Linked DNA regions of Mus musculus: all the other regions are linked to region 3. The links are chromatin loops, found by intact Hi-C in ENCODE. Cell type or tissue: left cerebral cortex. All regions are shown on one strand.

The links. Peaks named below come from ENCODE experiments on the same cell type or tissue, not always from the same donor. Only the 100,000 strongest peaks of a DNase experiment are listed, where the experiment ranks them.
Region 1: it touches region 3 in a loop (6-fold over the local background); 13 of 42 quality-filtered maps call a loop at or near these places.
Region 2: it touches region 3 in a loop (3-fold over the local background); 15 of 42 quality-filtered maps call a loop at or near these places.

The regions. Positions count from the first base shown.
Region 1 is chr5:37,006,395-37,014,394 of GRCm38, forward strand. No RefSeq gene overlaps it. Among named protein-coding and RNA genes, the nearest start is that of Gm52814, 19 kb to the right of the region's middle. In left cerebral cortex, a CTCF peak has its summit at 4,434; a DNase peak (open chromatin) is centred at 4,459; H3K27ac peaks cover 637 bases.
Region 2 is chr5:37,024,321-37,032,320 of GRCm38, forward strand. It overlaps Gm52814 (a long non-coding RNA gene), which reads right to left and starts at 5,312. Exons shown (of 2, transcript XR_003955901.1): 1 at 4,537-5,312; 2 at 754-4,339. It also overlaps a transcript of Jakmip1 not described here. In left cerebral cortex, no CTCF peak of the experiment used is centred here; DNase peaks (open chromatin) are centred at 3,965, 4,756, 5,453, 6,001 and 1 more place; H3K4me3 peaks cover 3,447 bases; H3K27ac peaks cover 3,504 bases.
Region 3 is chr5:37,106,463-37,114,462 of GRCm38, forward strand. Jakmip1 (janus kinase and microtubule interacting protein 1) reads left to right here. Exons shown (of 21, transcript NM_001347348.1): 7 at 797-856. Among named protein-coding and RNA genes, the nearest start is that of Jakmip1, 25 kb to the left of the region's middle. In left cerebral cortex, a CTCF peak has its summit at 3,213 (motif pointing left); DNase peaks (open chromatin) are centred at 372, 1,252, 2,542 and 3,218; H3K27ac peaks cover 1,401 bases.

The sequences.
Region 1 (8,000 bases), 100 kb before region 3:
GGAAGTGAGCTGAGCACCAGCATCTATCTCCATCTTCCCTCTTCCTGACTGTAACATCCATCTCCCCACTTCCTGACTGCAGATATGATATGAGCAGCTGCCTCATACCCTTGCTGCCTTGAACTCCCCGCTGTGATGGGCTGTACCCTTGAACTGTGAACCAAAAGCAACCCTTCTTTCTTTGAGTCACTTTCCTCGGGTATTTTGTGACAGTGATGAGACAACGAATACAGAGGTTGTCTAAGGTTTCTCTTCTTCCATCTTTGATTTTTAATGGAAAGTGACATCATTGTTCCTGACAGGTGCAACCTAAAAATCACTTCTGAGGGACTGGAAGGTGCCTTAGCACTTGCCAAGTTTACACCTCCAGACCCCAGGTAAATAGCAACTGCGTGTGGTGGGTGACCTATAATTCCAGCTTTAGAAAGTGGAGACAGGGTGTCCCCAGGGCAAGTTGGCTAGTGAGACTAGCCATATGGGTGAGCTCTGAGTTTGACTGAGAGACCTTGTCTCAACGAATAAGGCAGAAGCACTTTGGAAAAATATTTCCTGGCATCAACCTCAGGTCTCCACATACATGTGCATCCGTGAGTACATACATCTAAATGCAAAACATGTTTACATTTAAAATGCAAAACATTCAGACATGCAAAACATTTAGACATGGGAAGCATGTATACATCCAACACAAACACACACACACACACACACACCTCATATAACTTTAAGTCTGGGTTCCACGGGAGAGAAATCATGTGCTATTTGTCTTTCTGAATCTGGCTTGTTCCACTTGACATAATAATTTCCAGTCCCATCCATTTTCATGCACAAGCCGTGGTTTCATAAAATGTCCACCAGACATATGGACCTTACTTTATCCATCCCTCCTTCTGTTGGCTGTCTTGGTTACTTCCATTTCCTGGCTAACATGAGAAGTGCAGCAATAGCCCTGGTGTTTGAGGATTGTTGTATGGAACTCAGCATTCTGACTGTGGATTCCTGGGTTGGGTCTAACTGGGTCATGTGGTAGGTCTGTCTGTGCTCAGCTTTCAGAGAAACTTTATGTTGATTTCCTCGATCGCTTTGCTGTGACTCTGCATACTTCTAAACCTTTGTCAAGGTCACTGTCTTGACCTTTAGGTCTGGTCTTGGCTTTGGCTAGAGTGAACACACAGTCACCTCTGGGTCAAGCTTCGCAGATGGAGAGCCAGTGTCCTCCCCTGTCCTCAGGAACGCCTGTGCATCAGCCCCACAGGAATCTTCCTATTTCCCATAGTCACCACAGCTGCCATCACCAGCAACAGCAGCAAGCCTGACCTGGTTCCCAGCCAGCCAGCTGCCACAGCTTCCATGTTTTCCTGGCTGTATGTATGCTCTGATGTCCCACTGTCACAAAACACAAATTCAAAGACAAAGGAAAAAGGTTCAGATGGTGACAGTGAGCATCTGACCCAGGTCCTTGTAAGAATGCCTTCTGTGTCCTGAGAGGCTGTTGTAGAAGAATTTTAATCCAGCAGCATGGCTTCTTGGATAACATTCAAAGATCTTCTAGGTCTGTGTGATTCAGCTTGAATGCAAACACACCTTTAGTACACACATTTAATTCCAAACAATGAAGGTAAAATTAGCTTGTAGAAGGGAATAGCTATGTTTGAAAGTGACATTTAATTGAGGGGCAGACAAAGTGACAAATCAGAGAAAGATTTGACTGAATGAGCCAGAGATAGGATACACCCAACTCCCAGAAGAAGAGCCATTTAAGAGCAGTCATTTGGAGAGTTGAGTGAGTTGGGAGCCAGTGCAGTGAGTGGGGTGAAGTGCAGTGCAGTGAGCACAATGCTGTGAGCATGATGCAATGCAGTATTATGCAGTGAGTGCAGTGTAGCTGGAGCTGTGCAGTGGGTGCAGTGAGTGCAGTGAGTGCAGTGTCTTGAATGCCGTGAGCACAGTGCAGTGCAGTGCAGTGAGCACAGTGCTGTGCAGTGAGTGTGGTGCAGTGTAGTGTAGGGAGTGTGGTGCAGTGCAGTGCAGTGCAGTGCAGTGGGGTTCATTCTTGAATTCATGCAGTTCAGTGCAAGTCAACAGAGGTGGTTGAAGCCAGAGAATAAGAAGGAGCCAGAGAGTAGAACAAATCGCCAGAGTTAGTTTGAGGTCATGCAGAACAATTCAGTGAGAAGCAGAGAGAGACCAGATTGAATCAGTCAGCTTGGAGAGGAGTTTTTTGAGCCAGAACAGCTGAGTTGAACCAGCCAGAATTCAGAAAGAACTAGAAAGGGTGAGCTTATTCAGCAGTAAGCCGCTGGGATGATAATTACATCAGGCGAATAAAAATTACTTTTATAGGCTGTGGTATGCCATCTTTAACCTCTGGCTCTAGTGGCATCAGGTCTCACACAGACCTATATCAGGTAGAGGTCCATGACCCTTTCCAGTTCTTGCTGGTCAGCTAGAACAGAGAGAGGACAGCACTCAGCCTGGAGACTCCTAATGGCCTCATTCCAAATGAAGTATTAAGACAAAGGGCTTCAGGGAGAGATGCCTGAGGCTTTGATTTTTTATTTTATTTTTTCCATATTATTTTACATTATTTTGGCCCAAATTTGTCTTAAACTTATTATTTAGTAGAAGGTGACTTCCTGCCTCCACTGCTTGGATGCTGAGATTCCAGGTGTGTACCACCACATTATGGTCAATATTAAATTCAGTGCTAAGCATGCTATGTGAGCACTCTACCAGCTAAGCTGCCTGTCTGAGCCTCTGCCTAAAGTTGTGAGAATACAGCTCATGGCCACTAAGGAAGTTCTGTAACCAATCTAGTAAGTGGGACTCAGCTATTTTAAAACATGAGTCATGTGACTGAGCCTTTACTGCTGTTGGAACTCTGTGCCATATGTGGGGGACCCAGGGCTAGACAAGGAACAACCCTGGGCCAAAATAATGTAAAATAATATGTAAAAAATAAAATTAAAAATCAAAGCCCTGTGTATGTCTATGGTTCCAGCATTTGGGGGGCAGAGACAATCATGAATTTGAAGCCATGATGGCCTGCTCCTTTGAGTTCAGGAAAAGCTTGAGCTATAGAGTGAGAGTCTATCCAAAAATTTTACTCCTGACTTAGAAAGACAAACCACTTTCATGGTACCCAGAACCCAGTGGAGGCTATGGTTAGGGTTATTCCACAGGCCAGATGCTCCCTTCTGAGGGCAGGCCAGTCTCAAGGTGCTGCCATGGCCAGGATATGGTGAGAGAGCAAAGGATGAGCTGGTCAGGCCACATATGGGTCAGGATGACAACAGAGGATTCAGGAGTAGGCAGAAAGAGCTCGGGTCAACCAAAGGCAAAATAAAACAGGTTAGGGACCTTGTGTGCTAATGAGCTAATTTTGCATGGGTAGCCAGGCACCGGGCACAGAGTAAGTGCTCAGCAAACACAATCTGATTCGCAGACATGATAGATGCTCAGTAAACATAGTCTCATTACTTCTGTCCTAATTTGTGTCGTTGTGGGAGAAAGGAACGCTCAGCACCTCGGAGAGCTCAGCGGGGTGGTTAACTACAGCTCAGATCATCAGGATTGCCCCCCCCCCAAATACAGAACGTTCAGCACCTCGGAGAGTTCAGCGGGGTGGTTAACTACAGCTCAGATCATCAGGATTGCACCCCCCCCCCAAAATACAGAACGTTCAGCACCTCGGAGAGTTCAGCGGGGTGGTTAACTACAGCTCAGATCATCAGGATTGCCCCCCCCCCCAAAATACAGAACGTTCAGCACCTCGGAGAGTTCAGCGGGGTGGTTAACTACAGCTCAGATCATCAGGATTGCCTCCCCCACCCCCCATACCCTCTTACACTCCTGAGTCTGAGTGTCATTTCCCACCAGTAGTAAATATCAATATCACTCCACGCCATGGAGAGATGCAATGAGTGGCCAGAACACTCGCATAGGCTGCACTCATAGCCTTTGTTTCTGATGGAGACTCCACATGGAACCTGGATCGGACCGCCTCTTCCCTGGGTCATACAGCCACCTCTTTTCCTTCTCAGCTACTTTCCAAGGAAGTGCTTTGTGTTATTGGAGAGACTATTCTATACATTTTAGTGTCCCCCCTCCATATTCCAATAGTCTAATCAATCAATCAATCAATCAATCATCAATCAATTATGAATCAATAATTTGGAGAAGCCTTTCCCTTGAGCCATTCTCAGCCATTTATGTCAGCTTCCCATTAAGATAACCTGATTGTTCCCTTAGCTTGCCAGACACCATAGTTACCAGGACAGAGACTTGAGTGGGCAGTCGGATGTTTTCCTTGGCTTTTTCTTCTTGTTGAATTTCTCATGTGGGGTTTATATCAAATTGCCTGTGCCCTACATAGAGCCACGCAGACAGTGAGCTCATCATCTCTTCGCTAGGCAAAGGGCGTTTCCATGTGGACAGCACAGCCTCCCGCTAGAGTGCACCAGCAGGAAAGGAAAAGCAGACAGTGATATGAAACAGCATGTTTAAAGAATGCAGCCAAAACCGTGGCAGGGAAAGCAGGGAGTGAGCAGATTCAAGGAGCCAGAGAATATACCTGACTGGATTCGCCTCAGCACATCCATTAGGCTCAGACTGCAGCAGACAGAGCATTTTGGACATTTAGTTCAACAAATTGGCTTTTGTTTCACAGATGCAAAGTAAGCTGGGCTCGAATGGTGATGGGCTCAGCCTCAGCTCTGCTATACATGACGTGCCAGCAATGTTATGTCTGTAGCTTCCACTGAAAAAAGTCCTGAAGGAGGTGGGGCCGGCCACATGTGTTTAGGTGTGTGAAGGGCTTGCTACAGAGCAGGAGTGTCAGGGATGTCTTCCTTCCCTGCCATCCTCAGGGTTGAACAAAAGCAGGTTGACAGGTTTCTATGAGAAGCCTTGGCCAGTGTTAAAGGGAGAGATGCTTTCATCTCTGCAGTATCCCACACCACTCACAAGAGAGCCCGACTCCAGCTCACACGATGAGTATAGTTACGACTAGGAAGCAGCTGTGGCCTCCGAGGTTTTACAAATTCCTTGAAATGGGCAGTGGTGGTACATGCCTTTAATCCCAGCACTTGGGAGGCAGAGACAGTCGGATTTCTGAGTTCAAGGCCAGTCTGGTCTACGGAGTTAGTTCCAGGACAGCCAGAGCTACACAGAGAAACCCTGACTCAAAAAACAAAAAACAAACAAACAATTCCTTGGAAGGTAAGGCCCTGGGCCCTGTCATGTTGATGATGGTTTTGTTGTTGTTGTTGTTGTTGTTGTTGTTGTTGTTGTTGTTTTGAGGATGTGGAGTGCTCTGCTTATTTGAGCTTTGAGGATGCTTTCTGTAGAACTGGAGCCACATCAAGTACACTGCTAAGCCTGAGACACTCCTTCAGATATCACAGCTCTGGCTGCAGTGAGGCCCCATGTCCAGTTGTTCTGAGTTGAATTGCCGTTGTGCTTTGGACTGAATTCCATTTCCCCAAATTTCATGATGAAGCCTTGACCCTCCGCCCTCATCATCTTGAGATAGGATGTTCAGAAGATAGTTGAAGTTAGAGATGGGGCCCTAATTTCATATGTAGAACACCCTTCCCCTGTCATGTGCTGGCACACAGAGACAGGGCTGATCTTGGACCTAGGTGTCTGTGGGCTGAGAAACCCAATCTGGCTATTGTTTTCCCTGGTTCAGGAACTAATGAACCCTGAACTTCAGGTGGCCATGTGGTCAGTCACCTAGAATAAATAAAGATGCTTCTCAGAATCCACTGTAGGCAGGTGGGGTCATGGGACTGAGTTCTGGCCAATGGGACTAAACTGAAGTATGTTGTTCAACTTCTAGAACATATTTTTTTGTTTTGTTTTTTGGTTTTTGGTTTTTCGAGACAGGGTTTCTCTGTGTAGTCCTGGCTGTCCTGGAACTTACTTTGTAGACCAGGCTGGCCTCGAACTCAGAAATTTGCCTGCCTCTGCCTCACAAGTGCTGGGATTAAAGGCGTGCGCCACCACACCCAGTTTCTAGAACATATTTATTAGGACACTAGATTTTTCTATAACCCACATCTCTTTTCTGGGATGGAAAGAATATATGGATGGTGGTGCTCAGCCGTTACCTTGGGTCAGGAGGCAGCATGGTAAGGCTATCAGAATAGTAGAGCATACTTATTATGTATGTTTTCATATGTCCTCAACTGTTTGTGTTGCTGTAATAAAACACTACCAAAAACAATTTATAGAGGAAAGGGTTTGCTTCATCTTCAGGCTATTACATCATGGCGAGAAGCCAAGGCTGGAAGTCAAGGCAGGAGCCTGAAGCAGAAAACCATTGGTTTGCTCTCAAGCTCACATTCACCTACCTTTTTTTATACAACCCCTACCCGCCCAAGGATGGCACAGTGGTGTGGGCCCTCCTAAGTTAATTAGCAATTAAGAAACTGCCCCACAGACATATCCATAGGTCAGTACTATGGAGGCAGTCCCTCAGTGAGAGTCCCTCTTCCCAAGTGACTCTAGGTTGGTCAAGTTGACAGATGACGCTGACAATGGCACCCCACAAAGGAGGCAGGCTTGAACTATAGAATCATTTTTTGCTCATGGGAAGGAAGGAGGTAGGAGATGGCATTTGCATAGCTGAGGTCAATTGCACACAAGACCGTGGCTTGTCTTCCCGGCCACAGAGGAGTTGATATGTAGGTGGGAAGACTAAGATGTGCAAAGGCACAGATGGCCTAGAACCACACAGGTGGAAAGAGCACTTGTCTCCTGGTAACCAGCCCAGGACCTCCCCTGCCCCACCCCCCATACCACAGCAAAGCTCTTCATACTGAGCAGTTTTCAAAGGAGGCCTCATCATGACCATGCCATTAAGAAGCTGTGATACAGAAGCCAGTTCTCTGACAATCATTCTGAACGTACCAAAAAAAGCAGAAGAGAACAGAGTCACACTTCTGGACAGAGCAAAGGCACAAATAGCCATGTCTAAACCCAGAGCTCTGGCCCTGGCCTGGCCCAGCCTTCTCTCCCCCTTTCTATTCCCATATGGCTGAGTGTATGCATACAGCTGAGTGTATGCAAATTCCAGGAGTCTGTGGCTGAAACTATGCTTTGGGTTTCTCTGGAGTCTTGGGTTTACATTGTAACTATGAGTATGGCTCAGAAGTTAAGGTCAAAGGGATGGTGGCAAAGGTAGAGCCAACCCCACCCTGGTCCAGCAGTCTATAATGATCTTCATTGGAGGCTTGGCTTCTCCTTGGCATCTTCCAAAGATCCATAGTGAGTCTGGCCCTACAGGCACTTCGCTGGACACTGGCATCACAGGTATTCTGCCACGAGCTGCCTTTTTGACTGCCCGTGTGACACAGGGGCTTCTGTGCCAGTGTACCCCAAGCACGTCTGCAGGAAGTGTGTACCATGACGGCTGTGCTCTCAGGCCCCAGAGCATTTACAGCCCAGTGGCAGGTGCAAAGAGCAGTCATGGTCTCCACAATATTGCATCTGTGTGATGAGCCTCCTAGGAATTGTGTCTGTGATATAAGTGGTATAATGGTCAATTGCCATGCTCGGTTCGACTTGACTTAGAACCACTTTAGTGTCTAAAGGTGTTTCCAGGAACACCAGATTGTGTAAATTGAGGTAGGAAGAACTACCGTAAATGTAGCCAGTATGGTCTTAGGAGCTGGGGTCCCAACCTGAATACAATTGAGCTGAGTAACAGCAGTCTTCATTCTCTGCTTCCTAACTATGGACACAATGTAACTATTCACTTTAGACCTCTAGAAGGAATTCCCCACCACACTGAAACATTCTCTGGAGCTCTGAGCCCAAATAAACTCTTTCTCTGGTAAGTTGCTTATGCCCTGTGAAATTATCTCTGAAAGGAGGCAGGAATGGTAGCTGTGGTGGTGGTGGTAGCTGTGGTGGTTAACTGTGATGGTTTGAATAGACTTGGCCCATGGGAAATGGTACTATTAGGACAATTGGCCTTGTTGGAATAGGTGTGG
Region 2 (8,000 bases), 82 kb before region 3:
GCCATACAATACATGGCCAGGGGTGCAGTTTTAGATACTAGGTGTGTCCTCAGGTGCTTGCTCCCTGGATCCAGCTTCCTGTCCTTTACTAGGATAGCACAGTGGCACCTTCCTCACCAGGTCTAACTGAGGGTTATGCAGCAGCCACACAGTGGCACCGGGGTAAATTCACCTTCAAGCTTGAGAGGTTAAGCATTTACCCCTTCTGACACCTGGGATGGCTCTCATCGCTTTGTGTTTGCAGTATTGTGTGAGCTTCATTGCCTGTTGTTGTGATGGAAAATACCCGGGGCAGGATCAGCAGGTAGTCACCGTGTGAATGTAGGATCAGCAGGCTTCAGAGAGCACAGCAGAGCCATGGTCTGCCACAGGGACCTGGGGGAGCTTGGACACTTGAGTTCTTTCTTCCTAGGTGGCAGGGATGGGAAGTGCTGGGCTGCTCACATTCTGCTTGCATCTATTAGATGCTTCTCCTCATGAGAGTTAAAAGCCACTCAGGCCGTCACATGCTCACTAGCCCATCACTCTGGAGGCTGGGGCAGGGGGACTGACATGAATTCTAATCTAGATGCAAGAAGAATATTTATTTTGAATAATTTGGGGTCAGAGAGATGGTTCAGTGTGTAAAATAAAAGCACCTGACACTTGGTCTGATGATATGAGTTCAATCCTCAGAACGCATACTGTAAAAGGAAAGAACCAACTCTCATGGTAGTACACACACACACACACACACACACACACACACACACACAGAGTTAAATTTTTATTTAGAATAACAAGATACAACAAATAACTTTACCCTAAGCATTCAGTCTTCAAGTCTTCCCTAGCTTTCAAGCAATCTTGAAAATGTGCACGTCCCTCGTAATGAGTCTGAGTCAGGAGAACCTTCCTATCTACATCCAAGTTTCCTCTACTGGAGCCTGGTGGTGGTGGCTGTGGCACACACCTTAATCTAAGCAGAGGCAGGTAGATCTTTCTGAGTTCTAAGACAGCCCTGTCTATAAAGTGAGTTCCAGGATGGCCAGGGCTACACACAAAGACAAACTCTGTCTCAAGAAAACAAAACAACAAACAACAACAAAAACCAACAAAATTTTTCTCTACTCTTATTATAGAACTCTAAATGATCTATTTCTATGATTTCTGCATAGAAAAATGTTACCAAATCATTATCCCATGAAGTCACTCAAAACAGATAAAGAAGGATGAGAAGGAAGAGGAGGAGGAGGAAGAGGAAGAGGAAGAGGAAGAGGAAGAGGAAGGGAAACCAACCAAAAGATACTTCTATAATAGTGGCTGGCTGTCAGCTAAGTAATTAATTCAATTAATACTGGTTTTCTGAGTCTTGTGTCTTGTTATGTTTATGGCTTCTAGCTGCATGAAACAAAATTTGTTGTATTTCGTTATTCTAAATAAAAATAGAATACATGTAGCACGTAGAGACATACATACATGTGTATGTCTCTACATGTGTCTATGAATCTATAATGTATGTGTCTGTGTTTGTATGTGTAGTCTCTCTCTCTCTCTCTCTCTCTCTCTCTCTCTCTCTCTCTCTCTCTCTGAGTGTGTGTGTGTGTCTGTGTCAGAACCACTGTGGGAGTTGGCTTTCTCCTTTCATCATGTGGGTCTCAGGTCATCAGACCCAGTGACAGGTGTTTTACTCACTGAACCATCTCTATGGCTCCATTAGAAAAAAACATTATCTTTTGCACAGAACTTTGTAATTCTTATTCTTCTTAAGGAGGGCTCCTGATTTCAGAAGCTCTGGGCATCATGAAACTCACACACCACACAGACATCAGTTCATAATCTACTCTTCTTCTCTTACCCATTATCAGAACCCTGTGGCATTGTTTTTTATCATGCATCTGAAAAAAACAAACAAACAAACCTCGTTTTCTTAAATCAAAAAGAAATCCTCCTCTGGAGTCAGAGGGGTTGTGCAATGATGTTTTGGCCAAACATATTAAATAGGATCCTCCAGAGGAGTTTCCAGAAAGGCTGTTGCAAGGAGCTGTGGGATGTGTCCTGTGCATTTTGAATCTCTCTCTCCAGTCTGGAATGAAGACAGGATACAGGAAGATGGGTGTCACCTTGCCACCTTGAAGATAACATGAGGAAGGAAATCCCATGTTGAGGAGGGGAGGACAGGGGAAAGGGAGGGCTCGCTTGCCTTGGGTTTCTTAAGTGAGGAAAAGCATACTGTAGAACAGGCTTCAGATAACTTGTGGCCAAAGGCAATCTGTAACTGATACACATGTATCGAATCAGGGCAAACTCAGTGGCCCTAGTAACAGAAACTTACTATTTTTGTTCTAAGCTAGAATGGCTACCTCAAGCCATTCAAGCCCCTCTGCAGTTCTCAGAAGCCTTCCCTCTGCTCCTTCCCCAAGTTGATGTTTGGTGTTCCTGCGATGCCTTCAGGTTCACCAACTATGTCCTTTCTGGGCACTTCCCTGCACCCATTTTCATAGGAACAGGAGTCAGACTGGATGAGGGGCCAGGCTACTCCAGGATAACCTCATCTTAATTAATGAGACTTGTCAAGGTCTTATTTCTAAAGAAGGTCATATTGTGAAGGAGAGAGAGAGAGAGAGAGAGAGAGAGAGAGAGAGAGAGAGAGAGAGAGAGAGAGAGAGGGTAGGGGGTGGGGGGCAGACTCTGATCATTCCCGAAACACCTCATTCCTGTTCTTCTTTCCTGGCTGTGTTCCTATGACATCACCCTTCCTGTCGTTCCTGTTGCTACCAGGTCCCCATTTTGGACCATGCTCTCTTTACACCTGGTCCGTTGCTGTTAATGACATCCTTGGAGTCCCTCACATTCTGGGTCTTCCCCCTTCAGTTCTGGGAAGGTCTGTCCTCTCTAAAGTCAGGCAGAACCATGTGTCTTACATTGGCCAATGAAGTGCAAAAGCATGCGGTGCTTTTAAGGTGGGAGGGTTGGTTTGACAAACTCCTGTATCAGGCCACCTTTCCTTTACACTGCTCTGCAAATTGTGCTCCTTCTGACCCAGTCTCATAAGCCTGACCTGTGACAGCTGTCCATCAGTAGAGCCTCCGCTGATTCAAGCAGGATGAAGAGTGCAGGCAGGAAACAAGCCAGTGAGATTCCGGCTCGTTTGTTACCGCAGCTCAGCAGAGTTTATCCTGACTGGTATATTTAAAAAGTGTGAATCTGATAGTAGTTTTTCCCAAGGTGAGACAAGCTTCCGGGTAATCTCCAAAGGCTTTCTCGTAGCCCATAAGACTTCGTGGTACTGGCCTCTGCCCATTCCTTCTTTCTTACCTTTCCAGTCTTCTCTCTGCCTTGAGACAGTCTTTTTTAGACTGTCAAATATGCCCCATTGTCATTAAACTATTCCCTGGGCATGGATGCTCTTCTCCATTTTTGCTTGTTTGTCCATTACGTTGTCCTTAGATCTTAGGGACAGCACAGTAGGTCCTCAATACATATCTGTAGACCTATACTAAACCAATGGATCTCTGCCTAGCTAAACCCTATCTTTCTGCAAGACCCCGGTTGCCATCGCATTGTCATGAAGTAGGTGCGGTTTTACTCAATGATGGAGACGTCAGAATCGTTGGAATCCCGGGTCTTCCTCTTACCATTTGTGACCTTGAACATTTCGCTTTAACCTCTGATCTTCAGATTTCTTATCTGCACAATGTGGGGGTAGACACCCCCGCCATCGCTGCATCTTTCCCAGGATGGTCACCATCCCGCGGTGGGCGGCCTCTGTGGGCAGGGAGAGCTTCCTAGGCCTGAGAAGGTTCCCCCCAACTCCCGTTGCTTCTGCCTGTGATGGCCGGGGGGTCTAGACTAGCAGCACCCAGGCCTTCCCCGCCCAGTGCGCACGCTCGCCTGAGCCGGGAGCTGACCACCTCTAAGGGCTTTCGCCCGGGGCCGCGAGGACACCACACCCTCCCCAATGACTGGCGGGAGAAAACACCAATCGGAGGGACGATGCGGGAGGGGGCGGGGCCAATCCGCGAGCCGGCGCCCGGCGCCCACCGATCTGCAGCCGCTAGCGTGCGGCGCCGGTCCCCGCCGTTCCCGCATCGCACACGGGTTCCCCACGGGCCGAGCCTCCTCGGCTACGGTCCAGGTTTTCTTTATTTTCATTTTTTGCATGCATTCATTTTCTGTTCTATCTCGTCCATTTTAAGGCAGCGGCGACGGCGACAGCAGCGTAGGTGCGCGCGGGGAGGGGGCGGCCGGAGAATGCGGCTCCCCGCTGCTGCTCGGCTTGTGTCGGAGCGTCAAGCAGGTGGGTACAGGTGTGCCACGGAGGAAGGGGGTCCGGGACACCGCACCCAGTGGGTGAACCCTGCAACGAGGACACCGCTACCTTTGCTGCCTGTCCGATCCCCACCCCCAGCCTCCGCGCCCCTCACAACCGTTCATCCTACCTCCCAGCCCCGCCCATCTCCCCTCCCCCACTCTCCCCAGCTATCCCCCCCCCCCATCTTTCCTGTGGTGGCGGCGCTCCCCAACACTGGCCCGTTGCTTCCCTGTGTCGCTCACACCACATCGCTTTCCACTCGTCTCGTCCTTACATCCCGGAGTGAGGAGTGGGAGGGGACCCACCCGAGCCCCAGCAAGCGGCGTAGGGGGGCGTGGTTGGCCGGCCCGTTCCAGTCCTGAGGGTCTCTGCCTAGGTGGAGCCCAGAGTATGTAGGGGTGACCCGGAGTGGGAGGCCGCCCTGGTGATATCCCACCCCACGCACTGCACACGCTGCGGCTGCCGGGCTACGCACACCCTCGCGCCGCTCCGCCCACGTGTGCGCCGGGGAGAAGGCTGGAGCGCTGCGAAGAAAGGCTGGTATCCACCCTGTGCCCGGCGGCGCGCCCTGGGCGCACCGCCTTTCGGGGCAGGCGCCGGGATCAGCTCCATGGTGCTGCCCGGTTCCATGTCGTGCTCTTGGCGATCAGGCTGGCGACCTTTCGGCCTCCATTTAGGGAGCTGCGCTGTGCTGCGTATTCCTAGACTTTCAGTCCATCATTCCACCCTCCCAGCTGCGGGATTCCAAGGATAAGCCTTTTTAGGCCACTGGCCAGGCTGGAGCCTTTCGCTTCCCTTCCCGCACCAAGGCTCTACCCTAGACTTTCCTCGGCGCTTTAAGCTCAAAGATACAGGTAGCTGATCCGTTCAGCACCTGCCATTAGTGCACACTCTGGCCCCCTGACCTTGGCCTTTTCTGTGCTGTTCCCATTTTGGGCACGCCCTTCCTTCATCTGGCCGGCTCCTTGTAGACCAAAGTAAAGCCGAGCTCCTTGCCAATCCGTGCTTCCTAGTGTGGCAGGACGCCACCCCGCCCCCTCGCTCTCCCCGCCCCCCAGGCCTTCGCAGTAAATTGCTGTACCTCCCAAAGCCGAGGAGGAGAGGGGATATCTGATGCCACCTCCTGTAACTTGGGAGTCTTTGATGTGTGGGCAAGGCTAGGGGAGGAGCTGGCTGTTTCTCCAGATCAGAGGGCTGGCTGATGATTGTCCCATCAGGTGGGCAGGCCAAGTGGAAGGGACGGGTTCTAAGTGAGGTGTGGTTGGAAAGCTCATTTTGTGGGTTCATTTGTGAAGCTGAGGATTGTCGCAAAGTGCTCATTGAGACCTTGCTTCAGGTAGGATTGCTGAGGTCTGCACGGGAGTTGCAGATAGTTCTCATCACCTGGGCCGTTTCACAACATGAAATTCTCAAAAGGTTTGTGGTCTTGTAGATGTCAAGACTGTCATTCCCTGTTTTATAAGCCATCTTCAGAGTCCCACTGTCTCCGTTGTGCAGCAAGTTCCTCACTGTTGGTGTCCCTGGCCCACCTGATCCCTTTTCCTGCTGTCCTGTCTCGGCAACTTTTGTGCTTCATGGTCTTGTCTGCACACAAATTGGGTTTTCCCTGCCGTTCCTTTAAAATACTGTTTCCTTCTTGTCTGTCTGAGAAATTCCTGTTCATGTAATAATGTAACCCTGCACCGGAGTTACATTCTTGTGGCTTTCTCTTGATTTGCCAAACTGTGACTCCCTATGTGTACCCCCCAGAGCATCACACTTGTGTGCAACAGCAAGATTTATGTGGGTCTCCCCTCAGGCAGATCTAGCCCACTAGGGATTCTGGGAACTGAGATGTCTCAAAACCTACCTGCCTCTTGGAATTCGGAAGGCGTTTTCTACCTGGGATTTCTGAGTAAGGGTCCTCCTGTGAGGACTAAGTATTACTGTGGTCCCCATTCGCTTGAGTGGGTCTCCTCTTCCAGGATGATAGAATGGCCCCACTAGAATCTGTGCCCTGATTCTTATTGCTATGAGAGATCTGGGCAAGAGCACTAACCTCTCGCTCAGTCTTCATTTTCTGTATAAATGGGGGTCGGGTGGGGTGGGTGGCAGTGTCCCTCTTTTGCTGGGTTGTCTGGGGATCAGAGATGTGGTCCTCTTACTAAACGATCATGATGATAAGTCTGTGCTGAGCTGTGTCCTTCAGCTCTGTGGCAGAGCAGACGCCCTTGCTGGAAACTCTCGTTTGCCATGGGGCTAAGCTGATGATCCTAAGAAGCAGTCCCGGGTGAGGTGAGCTCAGGCCCCGGTGTCTCTGTGTCTCTAGGCAAGGCACTCAGTCTCTGAGCTCTGTGGGAGAGAGGGTTATATAAAGAGAATAGCTTGCACCGATCTGCCTCCCACTTCTGCCTTGAGGGCTCTTATTTTAGCCCCATGCCGTGCAGGTACAGATCACGTGATGAGGACGAGCAGTTTGCTCCAGTAGAGGAGCAGAAGATCAGTGAGCTTTCCTCTACCTCAAATGCTGCCCCATGTGTGAAACCCTGGCAGTGTATCACCATCTTCCTGCAGGGCTAGAATAAAGCTTAGGTACTGTCCCTCTGCTTTCTATGGAAACATGGCACCGTAATGACCTCCTAGCCACTGGGGCTGCTATAGTTAGAGGCTCAGAAAAGGATCCTGGGATGGCCAGCAATCCTCCAACTCCAAAGTGTCAAAGAAGTGCTATCTTTGCTTATGTGGTTCCACAGGTAGCTGAAGGCAGAGAGGACGCAGGCAGCATCGGTACAGGGGTGGGGTAGGGGTAGCTCTGGGAGCCTGAACTGAGAGTGGAGAAGGCAGGCGTCTCATAGGAAGTGGACATGAGGACAGTGAGGACTCTGGAGATGTAATTGGATGCTGGGTCAAAACCCTGGCTGGGGGTCTGAAGAGATATTTCAGCAGTTAAACGCATTTGCTACTCCTGAAGAGGACCTGGGTTGAGTTCCTAGCACCCATATGCAGCTCACAACCATCTGCAACTCCAGGTCCAGGAAGTTCTATGCCCTTTCTTGGCTTCTGCAGGCACTGGGCATATAAATGGTGCATAGGTATACACACAGGCAAGATATTTGTACACATAAAATAAAAGTAATCTTTTAGGGACAAACCCTAGCTAGAAGCAGACAAGAGGTCAGCATTCTGAGGGCAACCCAGAGGACCAGAATGATGGATGGCACTCTGCTCTTGCCTCTGGCTTGGGCACACCTTTTCTAAATTTCCCAAGAAGTGTGCTTCTCAAGAGCTTTCAGAGTGGACTGGCAGATGGGTTTGGAACAGTGTAGCAAAGCTCTTACCAAGTGTTAGAGTTCACACCAGGGTTGGCAGCCAGTACCTGTGTCAATAGTTACTGGCACACAACCCTGCCCTGCTCTTTTGTGCAGGATGGTCTGTGGCTGCTTTGGCTTGGACCCGGGAGAGCTGGCATGGTGGGTGGAGGTGGTCGCTGCCCTGTGGACCATGCTGTCTCTGACTCTGAACTTGTTGAGACCCAGAGGGAGATCTCTTAAGAAATGGACACTGAGAGGCTCAGCACAGCTGGCGAGTTTGAAGGCAGGAAGTCAGTGTTCTTTATTTCTTCATATTTTTTCCTTGGAACTCTATACTTTGATTACCACTCATTTAATTTTACCACATTTGTGGGGCATAGGGTTCGATATATCTTATATCTAATGTCAAAATCTGC
Region 3 (8,000 bases):
AGACACACTCAATAAAGAGACAATGAGTGAAAAGGAAAATAACAAGCCAAAGCGGGGCTGGGGAACAGAATGACCAGTCTGCCAGGATCTGGTCAGATCCAGGCCCAGCTTTGTCCTGCTGGAGGAAAAGGAGAGTGTGCTGAAAGGGAGAGGCCCTGGGTCCATCTGGGTCCCCAGCACTGCCACCCCTGTCTGCAGTAGACCCCAACCAAGCAATGCTGCAGGAAGCTCCTAGCCCCACACAGCAAGAAAGAAACAACTGGAGAAAATTAAGTCACCCAGCCAGTACAAGGGCTGTGGGGGATTCCATCCTGGCTCTGTCTAGCTCAAAGCTGTAAGCATCCAGCTGCTGCTATTGCAGGTAGACCCTGCCAAGGCCAGCAGAACCACTGTGAGGCCACACCGCTTGGGCTTGGCAGCCTCAACCCAAAAAAGAATCCAGGTTTTGGCAGAGGCAGGCGAATTTCTGAGTTCGAGGCCAGCCTGGTCTACAGAGTGAGTTCCAGGACAGCCAGGGCTACACAGAGAAACCCTGTCTTGAAAAACCAAAAAAAAAAAAAAAAAAAAAAATCGAGGTTTTTCTGTGATGAGATGGTCCATCAGGGTGGGTGACAAGGACCTGAACGAGTGTCTTGTTACTAGGCTCTCAGTTGGGTGCCTGCAGTGTGAACTAGGTCATACCGATAGAGAGCTAAGCAGGCAGGTTGGCGCACTGAACCTCCTTGTTTTAACTGTGTGGTCCTGTGTGATGGGGGCCTGGTTGCAAGTGGTCACTGGTGGCTGCATTTCTTTGCAGGAGAGAGAACGCCTGCTGCGCTCCAAGAGGCATCGAGGGAAGAGCCTGAAGCCCCCCAAGGTGAGCCTGCCACCTCAAGCCAGTCTTACAGGAGGGGAGGGTCACAGGGCCAGCCACAGGCCCAGAGACTGTGTGACACAGCTGTGTGTTGGCTGTCTCAAGGCTACATACATTGTGGCACAGTAATGTGACCCAGATATGGTAATTTATTCATGGAACACTTACTAATGAAATTCTGTGTTTGGACCTTGGGTTATGTGCATCCAAAATTTAAAAAAAAAAAAAAAAACATAGATACTCAGGCCTTCTGAGGGATTTGAAGGACACTCAGCCTCATTTTATGCCTCCTAACTGTGTGTTACGGGATCTCAGGCGCTTTGTTGAGAGGTGTGGAATGGAGTCCTTTTTGTAACATGTGACTGCTGTCTCCCAGAGGCTGTCTGGGTGTGCCATCAGGAGAGAGCAGAGCTGGGTGGGGAGACTTAGAGGTCCCCGGGGAGGCTTAGAAGAAGCTGTGGTTTGAATGTCAGCCCCCCTGGCCACCTGTCTGAGATGGATCTCTGCTCCTTCCTGAACTGGCACCTGGCAGCTTCGTCTTCTGACAGAGATGGTTAGAGAAGTGCTTCTGGGTAAGAAAAACTGCGAAGGTATGACAGCAGATGGCCAAAGACGTACTCCCTGGTGGAGTCAGAGTGGCAGCAGGGGGTGGTGGGGACAACCCTTATCTGGCCCAGAACACCTAATCTGGCCCAGTTGGCACAAGGTAGGCTGATGGCGTCAAGCATTCCACTGTTTAAAGGGAAGCATAAGCCTTCACCTCAGAGTGGTGGAGAACGCCTGTGTCCCCAGCACTGGACAAGAGGAAATGGGAAGATGAGAGTTCAAAACTAGCCCTCTGGCTAATTGGTGAGTTTGAGGCTGGCCTGGGCTATATGAGGCTCTGCGTCAATAAGCCAAGAGATGAGAGAGGGGCAGATCCTTACATGTTATTTCCCTAGGACTGGCTGAACAAAAATGGGTCCCTTGGAATGACAGGAAGTTAGTGTCTTATAATTTGTGAGACCAGAAGCCTGGCCTCAAGGTGCTGGTGAGGCCAGGTCTCTTCCCTCAGGCGTCTCGTCCGGAGGGCCCCCTTTTCCATTTCCTCCAGCTCTGGGGTGTTCCAGTGATAGTGGCCGTTCCTTGCACTACTCCAGTCCACTGCTGGGTCACACTGTCATCTTTAGGGACACCGGATGTACTGGGTTCAGAGCCTATAGTGCCTCAGTATGAGGCGCTTCTTCAGGACCTCTTGCATAGTTATCTTTGCATTGACCAAATAAATAAATACATACATACATACATACATACATACATACATTCTGCAGCAGCACAGTCAGGAAGGACTTCAGCATATCTTTTGAGGGGACACAATTTAGTCATAATACCTTTATATAAAACCCAAGGATTTTTAATGTGGATGTAAATGTCAGAATGCAGAGCGTGTAAAATGTGTCTCTGAGCCATCTCTGCCCCGCCCCGCCCCCTCCCCGGGTAGCCAGTCTGAGTTCAGTCTGTGAGTCTGAGCTCATGGTTGCTTGGATTAATTAGTGGTCACCCCACTATCTCAATTCATCCTCAGAGCCACCCTGGCTCTTCCAGTTACGGGAGACAGAGATGTAGAGATGAGGATGAGCCAGTGGGCAGATGGGGTCGAGCCTCGGACTCACTGTCTCCAGCAGGCTGAGCTGAGTCAGGGGCAGGTCTTTGTGTGCTGATCTTAGATGCTCAGAAGGCTGTGTATGATGCTGCACGCCTTTAATCCCAGCACTCTGGTGGCAGAGGGAGGTAGTTTGAGACCAAGTTGGTCTCCACGTATAACAAGTTTCAAGCCACCTCAGTCAGGGCTTCCTAGTAAGACCTTCTCCAAAACAAAACAAAACAAAACAACAAACAACCTCAAAACTAACCAACCAAACAGGAAAAAAACCCGGACAAGTAGGAGGTCCAGCATAGCTGTTTGCATTCACAGACCTATTGACACCCACCTTAAAAAAGCTGGGGAATAGCAAGTGATGTCCCCATGGCTTGTCCCCAGGGTGGGCCAGAGTCTGTCCTACATTCACCTGGCACTTAGAATGTTTACTGCCACGTAATCTGCTGAATGTGTGGGCCATACACTTGTTCAGCGCTGCAGGCTTGCTCACTCCCTCCTGTGGTTAGGAGGATCGCTGCAGTACCCCCACACGATAGCCTTCAGCTGATTCCAGTAACTGTGTTTAGTGACTGTACAATTATTTGCCTGCCCTTTCCCCTTCTGGGGAGGGGGGAGTGGCATTTTGCTCTGGTGGTAAATGTCACTGAAGTAAAGTCACTTTGAGCAGAAAGTCTGGCTGGTTCTGGCTGGTACCATCTCCGTGGTTGCAACATGGGCCTGATGGGGAGAAAGCGCCCCCTGCTGCCAGAAGAAGGTTGTGACATCTGCAAACAGTGCTTGTGAGACAGGAGTTAAACTACTGAGGGTAGGTAGATGGTTGGTTCACACTGCACATGTGTGGCATGAAACAATCCATAATTAAAGGTTACCAAGAAACCTGTTGTGAGGTAAGATTACTTCAAGCCTACGTGGCCTGTGAAGCCTTAGTCCCAAACCCTAGTTTTGAAACTTAAAATGTTCTCAGTATCAAATAAAAAAAAATTCAGGTTTTGGATTCTGGATTAGTGATACTTAACTGATAAAGTCTATTTAAAAAGAATCCTGCCACTCAGAAAAACTCAGCAGTTGTAAGTACTTGTGCTTCCAATCGTCCCAGATAGGGGCACTCGGCCTGTCTTCCACTGGTCCTGATCTCTGAATCTGCTGATTGGGAGAGACATTAACAGCACAGCACGCCAGCAGTGGGGGAGGGGGGTGCGTGGGGGGGGGTGCATCTGTCTCCAAAGAGTGCCTGGCACCGAGCAGGGGGCTGACTGACTAGGTGCACAGCCTCTCCCGAGAAGTACGTTTGCAGGACATTGCCTACCTCAGAGACGCAGGGGTGTGTGCGTACGTTAGTGCCAACCCTAGAAGGTCGGGTGTGGGAAAGCTGTACGGATTCTGTTTTCTTAAAGGTAGGATTGCTTATAGCCCAAGTTGGCCTTGACCTCCATGTGTAGTTGAGGCTCCTCCGGCCCCACTTCCTGAGTGGTGGGGTTCCTGGCGTGCTCCACCAAGCCCTGTTTTATGTAGTGTTGGAGGCTGATCCAAGGCCTTTGTGCCTGCTAGGTTAGCCCTTCAGCAGTTGATCTGCATCCCCAGCCCATGGGAAGTGGCTTCCCTCTTACTGTTTCCTGGGCCACCAGCATCTCTTTTTCTCCAGATTCGTGTAGGCTGGCTTTCATCCCAGGATCCTGCTTTTTAGCCCAGCCCTGTGCAGACCGGGTGGACAGGCGGCTTTGCAGCTTTGGGCTTGAGCATGATTGTACTCTTCCGTGCCCCATTGGTGCCCTTCAGGCCTGGTGCATCCTGGTCTCCTCCCACGGCTGAAGTACTGATGGTTTCTTTGTCTTTCCCTATAAGTGCCCCTCCCCCCTTTTACTCTGTATGGTGTATATCCTAGGACCATGTCAGGTCTCCAGCTTCACAGACCATTTGAATGAATTCATTGACACTTACAAAACTTTTCAGAAGCCTCCCAGATCCATCCCTGCTCTTGACTCCTGACACCTAGACCCTAGGGAAGCCTCTAGACTCTGAGGACTCTTGTATTAGTTAACTCTCGTTACCATGGAGACCAGGTGTCTGCCAGAAACAACTTTAGGGAGGAAGGGCTTGGGTAGGCTTACAGCCTCTGACGGCACTGTCAATCATGCTGAGTTCGTTGATTCTGGGTCCCTCCTGAGCCAACACATCATGGGAGCAGGAGCACGTGGCACGAGCTGCTCATGTGCTGCACAGGAAGCAGAGGAAAGGCATACAGGAAGGGATCAGGGCAGATACAGTCCCAGAGACACTCCCTCAGTGACCCGCTTCCTCCAGCCAGGCCCCACCTCCAAGTTTCTACCACCTCTCCACCACTACTCAAAACCTGAAGCCATCTGATGGCTGTAGTCTGATAGTCTCTGGAGGTACACATGACTCTTTTTTTCCTGGGTGTTTATATCAGTCCATTCAGGTGGACAGTAAGATTGACCATCATACACCCTGATGCACAGGTAATGGAGACAGGGCAGTGTCCCCAGTGGTGGTCCTCATATTTAAGTGGTCTCCACAGTCCTAAGGACTTAGTGTCACTCTGGGCTTCCCAGGAGCGCCTTCTCCCACCATGGGATTCCCTCTGGGGCAAGACTATGCTGACTCTCTGTGCCTCCTGCTAGTTTAGGCCAGGCTAACATCAGTTCCTAGTGAGAGGTACAGGGGAAACCCTAGTTGATTTCTTGGGCCCTGTCCTGGAGTCTAGGGACCTTTCTCTGCAGGGGTCTGGCAGCAAGGAGGCCTCAATATGGGACAATGAACCGGACTGCAGGCTGTCAGTAGCTGCTATTCCATAGCCATGTGAATTGAACTCTAGCAGAGCTCTGAGCACATGGGTGATGGGGATCTTGGGTGTAGCTGAGAGACTGAGGCCTGGAATGTTGAGCAGTCAGCCCCAGCACAAACTCTGAGGCCTGAGACAAGGGCATAAGCTCCTAGAACCTGCTTCCTGGTTCTCAAAACGAAATCACATTCAGACCAGGAGATCATACTGGAGACCTGGTTCTGTGGCTGACCATAGTTGGTAATCAAGAAATGATTGTGCCTCCTTCCTCCCCTCTTTGTCTTAGAACCTTAGCCTTGCTGCATGTTCTAGTTTGCTTTCTATTGCTGTAGTAAACGCCATGACTATGGGAGGAAGGACCTTGATTCAGTTTACGGGTTACAGTCCGTCATCGAGGGTGGTCAGCACAGAAACTGGAGGCAGGAATCTGAGCAGAAACTGAAGCAGAGACCAGAGGGGGCTTTTAGCTACTGGCCTTCTCTCTGGCTTATGCTCAGCTAGCCTTCTACAACACAGGACCTGCTCAAGGGTGGCAGTGCCCAGAGTAGGCTGGGCCCCTCCCACATTAGTCACCACGAGAGTTCTTCACAGACGTGGCTACAGGGCAGTCCTATCAAGGCAGTTCTTTAATTGAGGTTCCCTCAGACGGTTCAGGGCTGTGTCAGGTTGACAGAGGAGGCGAGCTAGGTTATTGTGGCTGGGCCAAATGCAGATGCTCAGGTCCCCGCAATCCACAGTGTAGCCTTTGAGACAGTGTAAGTATCCTATGGTGGTGTCTACCCAGGAAGGCTGCAGAGCCTGCTGGGCCACGTGCCTGAGTCCCCTCTTCTCTGGGGACCTTGGCTTACTGCCAGCAGTAAGAAGTTCATGCCTGATGTCTGGCAGATCCTTCTGGCGCATTGTTCCTGAGTCCACTCTGACATCACATCTAGGAGCCCTACAAACCAAAACCTGTGCCTAGCTGCTTGTGGAGGGTTGGGGCAGAGGAACACTGGGCACTTCCGGAGCAGACTCTGCTGTGGAGTGACTTCCCGCCTAAGACACCCTACTGGTTTTCAGTGTGATTTTTGCTTCTCAGCAGCCAAAAGTGCTTCTATCCCTATGTTAGTTTGCAACTGAACCCGTTTGTCGTCAGTCCTTCGCCAGCTGTTGCCCTGAGAGCTTCTGTGGCTTCATCCTGCCCTGTGTGTCCCTGAGGCACGACGGTAGCATAGCATCCTACAAGCCTAGAGATTCAGAACGGCGACTGCATGAAGCGGTCAGATTTTATGCCCAACTTCAATGCAAGGCTGGTCCTTGGCCCTTGTGGTGAGAGGTTTCCTAGTGGCACTTCTCTAAGGGCTGTATCCCTAAGTCCAACCCTGGCCTCTGTCTGGGCGAGGGACTGATGACTTCCTTATAGCTCAGGAATCATATCCCCCTCCCCCAATTCTCTGTGGTGGTTTGTTGCAGGTTGTGTACGAGCTAAGGTAAATAAACTCTGAGAGCCACACTTCGGGGACAACAGGGGCTGCGTGTGCCAGGACACCCACGGCTGGCGGTGGATTAGTTTGAAGATGTCCCAGGCAGGCGAGGGAAGAGATGCCCCATCCTTTGTGGCTCTGGGCCTGAAGCAGAAGACTCTCGTCATGATACCGTTGCTACTGCTGTGCCCAAAGGCTTTGCAACTATCCAGGGACCTGGGACTGTTGACAACAGTTCTGGGCATAGGGAGATTGGGTCCTAGGAGAGAAGTCCCCAGAGGACATGCAGGTTTAGAAGCTGTGCTCTATGACAGATACCTGGGGCTGGCCTGGAAACTGGCTGCTCTCCATTGATAGCTCTGTCACCGGCATCTAGGAGCTGGTCCAAGGTGCCACCGCTGTTGCCAAGGGTGCACCTTTGGGGCGTCCCTGTCCTCTGGCTTCTGCTGCTGACACTATTCAGGAAGCTGTGAGGGGCAGGTGTGCCTGTTTTCTGGGGCTGGAGAGAAGGCAGGGATGGCCTGACCAGCCAGTACAAGCTAGTTCCTGCAGCATCCCCGACAGACATGGAGTACATCCTGTTTGTGCTCTACTTCTCCTTCTTCCTCTGCCTCTGCGCCCTCGTGTGCCTGTACTTCTCTGGCTGCCAGGAGATGACCTATAAGCATGAAGGTACGCAGCTGCCTAGGATGGGAGGGTCTGTCTTGGTGACTCCTGGCTGCCATCTGAAGGTCCTAGATCTTCTGGGCAATTTTGGCTGGATGCTGGGACGGTGCAGAGAAGAGCTGGTGAGATGCTGGGTCCAGTGGAGGTGTGTGTGTGTGTGTGTGTGTGTGTTGAGTCCAGTGGAGAGGTGTGTGTGTGTATGTGTGTGTATGCTGAGTCCAGTGAAGATGGTTAGTCTGTCTTTGTCTGTGTCTGTCTCTGTCTGTCTGTCTGTCTGTCTCTCTCTCTCTCTCTTTCTCTATCTCTGCTGAATCCAGTGGAGAGGTTAGTATCTGTCTGTGTGTGTGTGTATGTGTATTGTATGTGTGTGTATGTGTGTATGTATTATGTGTGCCAAGCATGAGCTTGTGTGTATGTGGAGAAGAAAGATTTGCTCTAAAAGCATTTTGGTCAAAATTACACACACACATACACACACGCACACACAAACACGAGCGGCTCGAGAGCGCACAAGGTCTCACGTAGCTCACTGTAGCTAGCTTCAAACTTAACCATGCATCTGAGGATGACCTTTGACCT